Linked DNA regions of Homo sapiens: regions 1 and 3 are each linked to region 2. A link is a contact called in ENCODE Hi-C or POLR2A ChIA-PET data. All regions are on one chromosome and are shown on one strand. The core of a region is the stretch at or near the end of the contact, and the rest is flanking DNA. Distances in the headings are between cores, read along the strand shown. Region 1 overlaps PI16 (peptidase inhibitor 16). Region 2 holds the start of DINOL (damage induced long noncoding RNA). Region 3 holds the start of BRPF3 (bromodomain and PHD finger containing 3).

What was found. A loop is a pair of places that touch in the nucleus more often than their neighbours do. ChIA-PET counts read pairs that join two places held with the same protein, here RNA polymerase II (POLR2A). Pooled maps may share reads with other maps.
Region 1: a loop to region 2 is called in a pooled map, with 2.5 times the contacts of the local background. The contact joins the enhancer-like site here to the promoter of DINOL in region 2. A Hi-C loop is called at or near these places in 1 of 50 pooled maps. POLR2A ChIA-PET finds 5 or more read pairs at or near these places in 2 of 52 experiments (HEK293 and SK-N-SH).
Region 3: a map of B cell shows a loop between it and region 2 (8-fold over the local background). The contact joins the promoter of BRPF3 here to the promoter of DINOL in region 2. A Hi-C loop is called at or near these places in 2 of 168 maps with a recorded cell type or tissue (B cell and naive thymus-derived CD4-positive, alpha-beta T cell) and 7 of 50 pooled maps. POLR2A ChIA-PET finds 5 or more read pairs at or near these places in 3 of 52 experiments (AG04450, GM10248 and HepG2).

Annotation. Positions count from the first base shown.
Region 1 is chr6:36,962,586-36,965,285 of GRCh38, forward strand. PI16 (peptidase inhibitor 16) reads left to right here. Exons shown (of 7, transcript NM_153370.3): 5 at 350-1,027; 6 at 1,238-1,377; 7 at 1,801-2,252. The coding sequence ends at 1,359. Among named protein-coding and RNA genes, the nearest start is that of PI16, 9.2 kb to the left of the region's middle. RefSeq lists enhancers at 435-1,060, 1,061-1,685. Within about 2 kb of position 1,451, at least 8 of the 41 ENCODE cell types and tissues checked have a DNase peak (open chromatin) inside an H3K27ac peak, as active enhancers do.
Region 2 is chr6:36,677,232-36,679,931 of GRCh38, forward strand. It overlaps DINOL (damage induced long noncoding RNA), which reads right to left and starts at 1,328. Exons shown (of 1, transcript NR_144384.1): 1 at 378-1,328. It overlaps CDKN1A (cyclin dependent kinase inhibitor 1A), which reads left to right and starts at 1,483. Exons shown (of 3, transcript NM_000389.5): 1 at 1,483-1,567. RefSeq lists enhancers at 1-383, 1,576-1,765, 1,777-2,364 and a silencer at 1,296-1,525.
Region 3 is chr6:36,195,341-36,198,040 of GRCh38, forward strand. BRPF3 (bromodomain and PHD finger containing 3) reads left to right here and starts at 1,404. Exons shown (of 13, transcript NM_015695.3): 1 at 1,404-1,630. BRPF3-AS1 (BRPF3 antisense RNA 1) reads right to left here and starts at 1,863. Exons shown (of 3, transcript NR_187147.1): 1 at 697-1,863. RefSeq lists a silencer at 1,019-1,758 and an enhancer at 2,109-2,158.

The DNA of each region.
Region 1 (2,700 bases), core at 201-2,700, 290 kb after region 2:
GCCTCAGCCTTCCGAGTAGCTGGGACTACAGGCACGCGCCACCACGCCTGGCTAATTTTGTATTTTTAGTAGAGATGGGGTTTCTCCATGTTGGTCAGGTTGGTCTCGAACTCCTGACCTCAGGTGATCCACCTGCCTCAGTCTCCCAAAGTGCTGGGATTACAGACGTGAGCCACCGCGCCCGGCTTGTAACTTTTATTTTCAATGAGGGGCATATCAGCTGGAGAAGTGTATGTGTGTGTTTGTGTGTCCTGGTAGGACATTTGGTCGCGTCACTTGGTTTGCAGTGCCATGAGAGATGTGGGGTCCTGCTTGCAGCACTCATGCCCGTTCTCGTCTGTCTTATCAGAACCCATCGGAAGCCCGGAAGATGCTCAGGATTTGCCTTACCTGGTAACTGAGGCCCCATCCTTCCGGGCGACTGAAGCATCAGACTCTAGGAAAATGGGTACTCCTTCTTCCCTAGCAACGGGGATTCCGGCTTTCTTGGTAACAGAGGTCTCAGGCTCCCTGGCAACCAAGGCTCTGCCTGCTGTGGAAACCCAGGCCCCAACTTCCTTAGCAACGAAAGACCCGCCCTCCATGGCAACAGAGGCTCCACCTTGCGTAACAACTGAGGTCCCTTCCATTTTGGCAGCTCACAGCCTGCCCTCCTTGGATGAGGAGCCAGTTACCTTCCCCAAATCGACCCATGTTCCTATCCCAAAATCAGCAGACAAAGTGACAGACAAAACAAAAGTGCCCTCTAGGAGCCCAGAGAACTCTCTGGACCCCAAGATGTCCCTGACAGGGGCAAGGGAACTCCTACCCCATGCCCAGGAGGAGGCTGAGGCTGAGGCTGAGTTGCCTCCTTCCAGTGAGGTCTTGGCCTCAGTTTTTCCAGCCCAGGACAAGCCAGGTGAGCTGCAGGCCACACTGGACCACACGGGGCACACCTCCTCCAAGTCCCTGCCCAATTTCCCCAATACCTCTGCCACCGCTAATGCCACGGGTGGGCGTGCCCTGGCTCTGCAGTCGTCCTTGCCAGGTAAGGCCCATAGCATCTGTCCCACTTTCCTCCTGGCTCTGGAATGTCAGTATCCTGCCCCAGCATAGGTGGTATGAGCATGGTGGGGCATGCACCCTCTGAGTAGGAGCTTCCTCCCTGGCTGCTGCCCCACCTCCTTGCATGGTGGGGTGGGCGGGACATCAGGCACAGCTGTCTCTAGGCTGAGGCAAAGCCTCTTTCTTCCCACAGGTGCAGAGGGCCCTGACAAGCCTAGCGTCGTGTCAGGGCTGAACTCGGGCCCTGGTCATGTGTGGGGCCCTCTCCTGGGACTACTGCTCCTGCCTCCTCTGGTGTTGGCTGGAATCTTCTGAAGGGGATACCACTCAAAGGCAAGGCCTGGTGAGGGGGGCCCTGGCCTCATACCCACCTGGATTGTCTTCCTCCAAGTGAGAGACCACAGCTTCCTGGGCAGGTCCTGCTCTGTGGCCCAGCAGCCCCCCTTCACCCCAACTTCTGGCCAGATTCCAGGCCAGCACTCTTGTCCTCCTGGGAGGCGTCTACAGGGCCAGCCCCTGGCACTGCCCCAGGAGTGCCTTGGCTCTGGGTAGGCCCATCCTTCAGCTGGCTGCAGACTGTTCTGAGCGGTATTTACATGTGCCCACTCTCAGGTTGTCCTGTGGCCATCAGCTTCTCTCCCAGACAGAGGATCTCAGGCTTCCCAGGAACCCCCGGGCCCCTCCCAGTCCCCTGGCCTCTTCCTTGAGCCATCTGAGTCCAGGACTGTTCCCCAGAAGTGCCTCTTGCCTTCTCAGGGTGAAGAGGTCAGCTGTCCTCCTGTCATCTTCCCCACCCTGTCCCCAGCCCCTAAACAAGATACTTCTTGGTTAAGGCCCTCCGGAAGGGAAAGGCTACGGGGCATGTGCCTCATCACACCATCCATCCTGGAGGCACAAGGCCTGGCTGGCTGCGAGCTCAGGAGGCCGCCTGAGGACTGCACACCGGGCCCACACCTCTCCTGCCCCTCCCTCCTGAGTCCTGGGGGTGGGAGGATTTGAGGGAGCTCACTGCCTACCTGGCCTGGGGCTGTCTGCCCACACAGCATGTGCGCTCTCCCTGAGTGCCTGTGTAGCTGGGGATGGGGATTCCTAGGGGCAGATGAAGGACAAGCCCCACTGGAGTGGGGTTCTTTGAGTGGGGGAGGCAGGGACGAGGGAAGGAAAGTAACTCCTGACTCTCCAATAAAAACCTGTCCAACCTGTGGCAACTATTCCTTCTCTTTCTCATCCCCCTCCTCTAAAACACTCCATTTAGTGTCTCCTCTTTGGGACCCACCCTTCATTTCCTTCCTATAACTCTCGCCTCCCCCTAATCACAGGTGGCAGGCAGGAAGGGGAAGAGCCAAAGGAAGGCCAAGGGTGCTGGGCTGACTCCCCCAGCTTCAGGAGTCACCAGTGGGGCCTAGGTAGGTTTGGAGCCCAGGATCAAAGCATGGCATGCGGCCTCTTCACGGGGGCGCTGCTATCCAGGCCTGTCTGGGACACAAGGTCAGAAATGTACATCAGGCAAGGCTCTGCCAGCCCCAGGTGCTTGGAAGAGTCCTAAGAAAGGGATCTGGAGTCCCAGACCCTCCCCAGGGGAGCAAAGCAGGACTGTCCAGAGGTGCTGAGGATCAGGAAAGCACACATATGCTGGGGTAGCAGTGGTGGATGACT
Region 2 (2,700 bases), core at 78-2,577:
AGGGGGTCTGCTACTGTGTCCTCCCACCCCTACCTGGGCTCCCATCCCCACAGCAGAGGAGAAAGAAGCCTGTCCTCCCCGAGGTCAGCTGCGTTAGAGGAAGAAGACTGGGCATGTCTGGGCAGAGATTTCCAGACTCTGAGCAGCCTGAGATGTCAGTAATTGTAGCTGCTCCAAGCCTGGGTTCTGTTTTTTAGTGGGATTTCTGTTCAGATGAACAATCCATCCTCTGCAATTTTTTAAAAGCAAAACTGCAAATGTTTCAGGCACAGAAAGGAGGCAAAGGTGAAGTCCAGGGGAGGTCAGGGGTGTGAGGTAGATGGGAGCGGATAGACACATCACTCATTTCTGTGTCTGTCAGAAGAACCAGTAGACACTTCCAGAATTGTCCTTTATTTATGTCATCTCCATAAACCATCTGCAAATGAGGGTTATTTGGCATTTTTGTCATTTTGGAGCCACAGAAATAAAGGATGACAAGCAGAGAGCCCCGGGCAGGAGGCAAAAGTCCTGTGTTCCAACTATAGTCATTTCTTTGCTGCATGATCTGAGTTAGGTCACCAGACTTCTCTGAGCCCCAGTTTCCCCAGCAGTGTATACGGGCTATGTGGGGAGTATTCAGGAGACAGACAACTCACTCGTCAAATCCTCCCCTTCCTGGCCAACAAAGCTGCTGCAACCACAGGGATTTCTTCTGTTCAGGTGAGTGTAGGGTGTAGGGAGATTGGTTCAATGTCCAATTCTTCTGTTTCCCTGGAGATCAGGTTGCCCTTTTTTGGTAGTCTCTCCAATTCCCTCCTTCCCGGAAGCATGTGACAATCAACAACTTTGTATACTTAAGTTCAGTGGACCTCAATTTCCTCATCTGTGAAATAAACGGGACTGAAAAATCATTCTGGCCTCAAGATGCTTTGTTGGGGTGTCTAGGTGCTCCAGGTGCTTCTGGGAGAGGTGACCTAGTGAGGGATCAGTGGGAATAGAGGTGATATTGTGGGGCTTTTCTGGAAATTGCAGAGAGGTGCATCGTTTTTATAATTTATGAATTTTTATGTATTAATGTCATCCTCCTGATCTTTTCAGCTGCATTGGGTAAATCCTTGCCTGCCAGAGTGGGTCAGCGGTGAGCCAGAAAGGGGGCTCATTCTAACAGTGCTGTGTCCTCCTGGAGAGTGCCAACTCATTCTCCAAGTAAAAAAAGCCAGATTTGTGGCTCACTTCGTGGGGAAATGTGTCCAGCGCACCAACGCAGGCGAGGGACTGGGGGAGGAGGGAAGTGCCCTCCTGCAGCACGCGAGGTTCCGGGACCGGCTGGCCTGCTGGAACTCGGCCAGGCTCAGCTGGCTCGGCGCTGGGCAGCCAGGAGCCTGGGCCCCGGGGAGGGCGGTCCCGGGCGGCGCGGTGGGCCGAGCGCGGGTCCCGCCTCCTTGAGGCGGGCCCGGGCGGGGCGGTTGTATATCAGGGCCGCGCTGAGCTGCGCCAGCTGAGGTGTGAGCAGCTGCCGAAGTCAGTTCCTTGTGGAGCCGGAGCTGGGCGCGGATTCGCCGAGGCACCGAGGCACTCAGAGGAGGTGAGAGAGCGGCGGCAGACAACAGGGGACCCCGGGCCGGCGGCCCAGAGCCGAGCCAAGCGTGCCCGCGTGTGTCCCTGCGTGTCCGCGAGGATGCGTGTTCGCGGGTGTGTGCTGCGTTCACAGGTGTTTCTGCGGCAGGTGAATGACGGGCGTGGGTCGGTGCGCGCTCGGCTTGCGCACACGGTGTCTCTAAGTGCGCGGGTGACGAGAGTCGGGATGTGCCGGAGACCCCGGGGCGGAGAGCGGGATTACAAGTACAGGAATCCCTGGTCACGCTCCCCGCCCCTGGAAACCCAGCTGGGGCGAGGGAGGGCGTGGACGGGACCGTTCTGGGAGCTCGCCTTTGGCTGCGGTTGGCTCCAGGCCCCAGGCGCAGTTTGCTCGCGGCGTGGGGATGAAGTCCGTGTCCCTGGAGGGGCCCAGGAAGGGCGAGGAAAGCGGAGTGGAGTAAGTTCGTCTAGGATCGGTCCCGGGTGGCTCTGGGATCCAATCTGCGCCGCCCTGGCCCAGGTCCCAGGTTCAGGTCCTTTACGCCACTGTGTCCACCACCTGGCTGAGCGCTGAGGTCAGCGCGGGCTGTTTCCTGGCCCTTGGGAATGTGCCAGGACCCGTCCCCTAAGGACTAGCGAGGAGGTGACTCACTGTGACAAGGAGACCCCAGGGAACGGACTGTATGAGGTCAGAACCCCGCCCGGGATGGGGTACAGCGGGACTCCAGAAGCCCTCTCCCCTGCCCCTTCGCGGTCTCCGTCCTCCCATCGGCACAGTGACCTATTTGGCTGGAACAGTTTGTTCCCAAGGAAGCCGGGCACTGGAGGTCCGGGACACCGCGTCGGGTCCCCGCTCCGCGGCGCGCTGTAGGGGTCGGGGAGTCACGGCCCTGCTCTGGGCGGGCTCTAACCAGCCTGTCAGTCGGGGAAGGGCAAGGGTCTCCTCTACCTCTTTCCCACCGCGGCCGGGAGAATCGCGGCCCAGCCTGTCCTCGGGTCGGGGCGCTGGACTCCGGGGCGGGAGCGGAGCCCACGCCTGGATGGGAGGCGGGGAGGGTTCATGTCTTTGAGGGGTGGGGGGTCTGGGGGGCACGACGCTGCTCAGGGCCTCTATCAGCTGCCTCGGGGGCTCAGGGCTTC
Region 3 (2,700 bases), core at 154-2,653, 480 kb before region 2:
ACAGAAGCATTTTTGTACTATCTCTTTGCCAGAAGATGCTATTTACTTGGAAACAAATTAGCTTCCTTAATCAAACTTTTGAATTTGAAACTCTCTATATTTAAATTCCTTAGTATAACATCTATACTTCCAAAGTAGCAGTATGTTCACTTTAAACATTCAGAAAATTTGGATCCTAAGACTTTATCCTTCATCCTTCTGACTCTAGAATACATGTCCTTGATCATCAGAACCAAGAAAGAAATTGAGTCTCACCAGCTACACCACAAGTGCCAGCAGAGGAAACACTTTCAAACTGTCACTCACCTTCACATTTACAGGCAGCTTATCCATACGTCCTTTATAAACATCATTATGTATTGGTGCTTAAGACTTCAGTCACATGAGGTAAGCTTTCCAGTTTACAGGCAAAAGGGGGTGGCAATGGAGCCCTTTTCTTTATTTTTTTGTTTTTTTAGATCAAAACAAAAGCCAGTTTGGTCTGATGCTGCCATTTGTCAAGCATCTTTTAGAAAGCCGCCTAATGCATTAAATTAACCAAGTCAGGTTTAAAGTGTTTCCCATGCCCACAGTGACAGACGAGTTACCAGGCATGCTTAAGCAGACTGTCAAACTTTTGTTTACTCCTTTTAAACGGAAAGTCAGATTTTTTTTTTTTTTTTTTAAAAGATGTGTGGTGCGGAACAAGACGCTCACCTGTACACAACAAAGGCAGGTCTTTCCCGGCTGTCCTCACTGGGGGAGGGGATGGACAATCGCTAGACCTTTGTCCTCAGGTCCTGGGCATGGGGGTTAGGGGAGACGCGACTTTCTGGGAGTCGTGCAGGCACCTGCAGTCAAGAAACTACATATTGGTTTTGACCTCAATGACTGCCCTGGCTTAACCTTTGGAGAGGCCCTTTAGTTCGGGGAGGGGGCTTGCTGCTCCAAACCGTAGCCACGTCACCCACAAGGACTGGGGAGGAAATGACTGACCGCTCAAGAGTCAGGGACCCCTGTCTCTCCCAACTAGACCCGAACGTCCACAGCCCTCTTATCGGGCTCGCCCCGTGGCGGGCAGGGCCGTGGTGCGCAGGGATCGCGGCGGGCGCAGACCCGGTCTCTTGCTCGGTGTCCCCGCCGCGCCCGCACCGCCACCGTGAGGCCGAGCCGGGGATGGTGCCCCGTGGCGGCGGCGGCGGCGCCTCCGCGCTCCTCTCCGCACCGCCCCGGCCGCCGCCGCGCCAGGCACGGGCGGGGGGATTTTTTTCCCGTTTCCCCCTCTTTCGCGCTCTCGCTCCTGTTCAGCGGGAGAGCCCGCAGAGTCAGGGAGGGAGCGAGGGAAGGGGTGGAGGTGGCGGGGGGAGGCCGGAGGGGCGGATCCTGCCTGGGGGCTGATCCCTCCCTCCCCTCGGCCGGGCTCCGTGGCGGCAGCGGCAGCAGCGGCGGCTCCATTCCCCCTCCTCCCCCGGGAGCGGCGGCGGCGGCCGGGCCGGGGCCCCAGCGCGGGCCGGGAGGGGGCACGGCGGAGGCCACGGAGGCAGGCGCGGGAGAAGACCGCGCTCCGCTTCCCGGGCCGCGCCGACCTGCTCGGCGGCCTGCCCGCCCGCGCCCAGGGGCCCCGAACGGTGGGGCCGGGCAGGCGGCTGAGGTAATGGGGGCGGCAGCGGGGCCGGACAGAGCGGGGGCGGGGGCATCGGGGCCTTCGGGGACCAGGGACTGCACGGGGGGAAACCGGAGAAGCGGGGGGCTTTCCGAGCAGGGCGGGGGCGGTGCGAAAGCTCTCTCCTGGAGCGAGGGCGGCGGCAGGGAAGGAGAAGGCGGGTGAGCGGGGGAGCTGAGAAGCGAGGACCCCCTCCCGCAGCCGCCATCTTGTCTCCCCCCCCAGCCCTGGATTCCGAGCCGCTAAGCCCCGCCCCCGCCACGCCTTCCAATTGGCCTGGCCAGACGAGAGTCCCGCCCCTTGAGCGGCCCTAGGTCCCCTGGGTCCCTCTGACGGGCAGGTGACGCAGCCAATGGGTTCTCGCCTCTCCGCCCCGCTCATTCGCTGGCGCTCGCTTTCTCTGTCTGAGGGTCGGACTCCACGTCAGGCTGTCTCTGGTGCGCTCGCCCCTCCCCTCTGAGGAGATGTTATTTCCCTCCTTTCTTCTCCGAGGGGTCAAGATTCTTCTGGAAGAGGTGCCCCCTTAAAGGAGCAGGAGCCTTGGCTGGGGTCCTCCTTGTCTCCTGAGTATCTTGTGTGAGGTGCAGGGGATACAGTCTAATTGCAGAAGCTCCTCATTCTTCGGGGACCTGGATGGGGTGGGTGAGCGAGGGGTCAGGGGGTGCCGAGGGGAAATCTGGGGGGGCGGGGGTTGTTGGAGATATTTTGGAGGTGTGTATGTGGGAAGGGCTGTGTAGGTTGAGAAACTCCCGCCAAAAAACTCGTCTAGACTGTAAGCTCCTTGTGGGCGAAACTCTTTTCATTTCCCTCATCAGCAGTCCCTTCCCCCTCTAGAGTTTCTCCCCGGTGTCTGGAGGCGTGGGTGGGACAAAACACGTCTGTGTAGAGTCTTGCATGGTCGAGAGATGCTTGAGCAGCCGAGGAGGTGGCAGGTGGGGAAGGAGAAGATGGAGCGGCTTTCATGAAAGTGGGCGCCGCACCGCCTGTCTGCGCTGTTTGGGGTCGGTGTGGAGGCAGATGTTCTCACCTCTTCTAGGGCCTCGGTGCCTTTGGAGGGG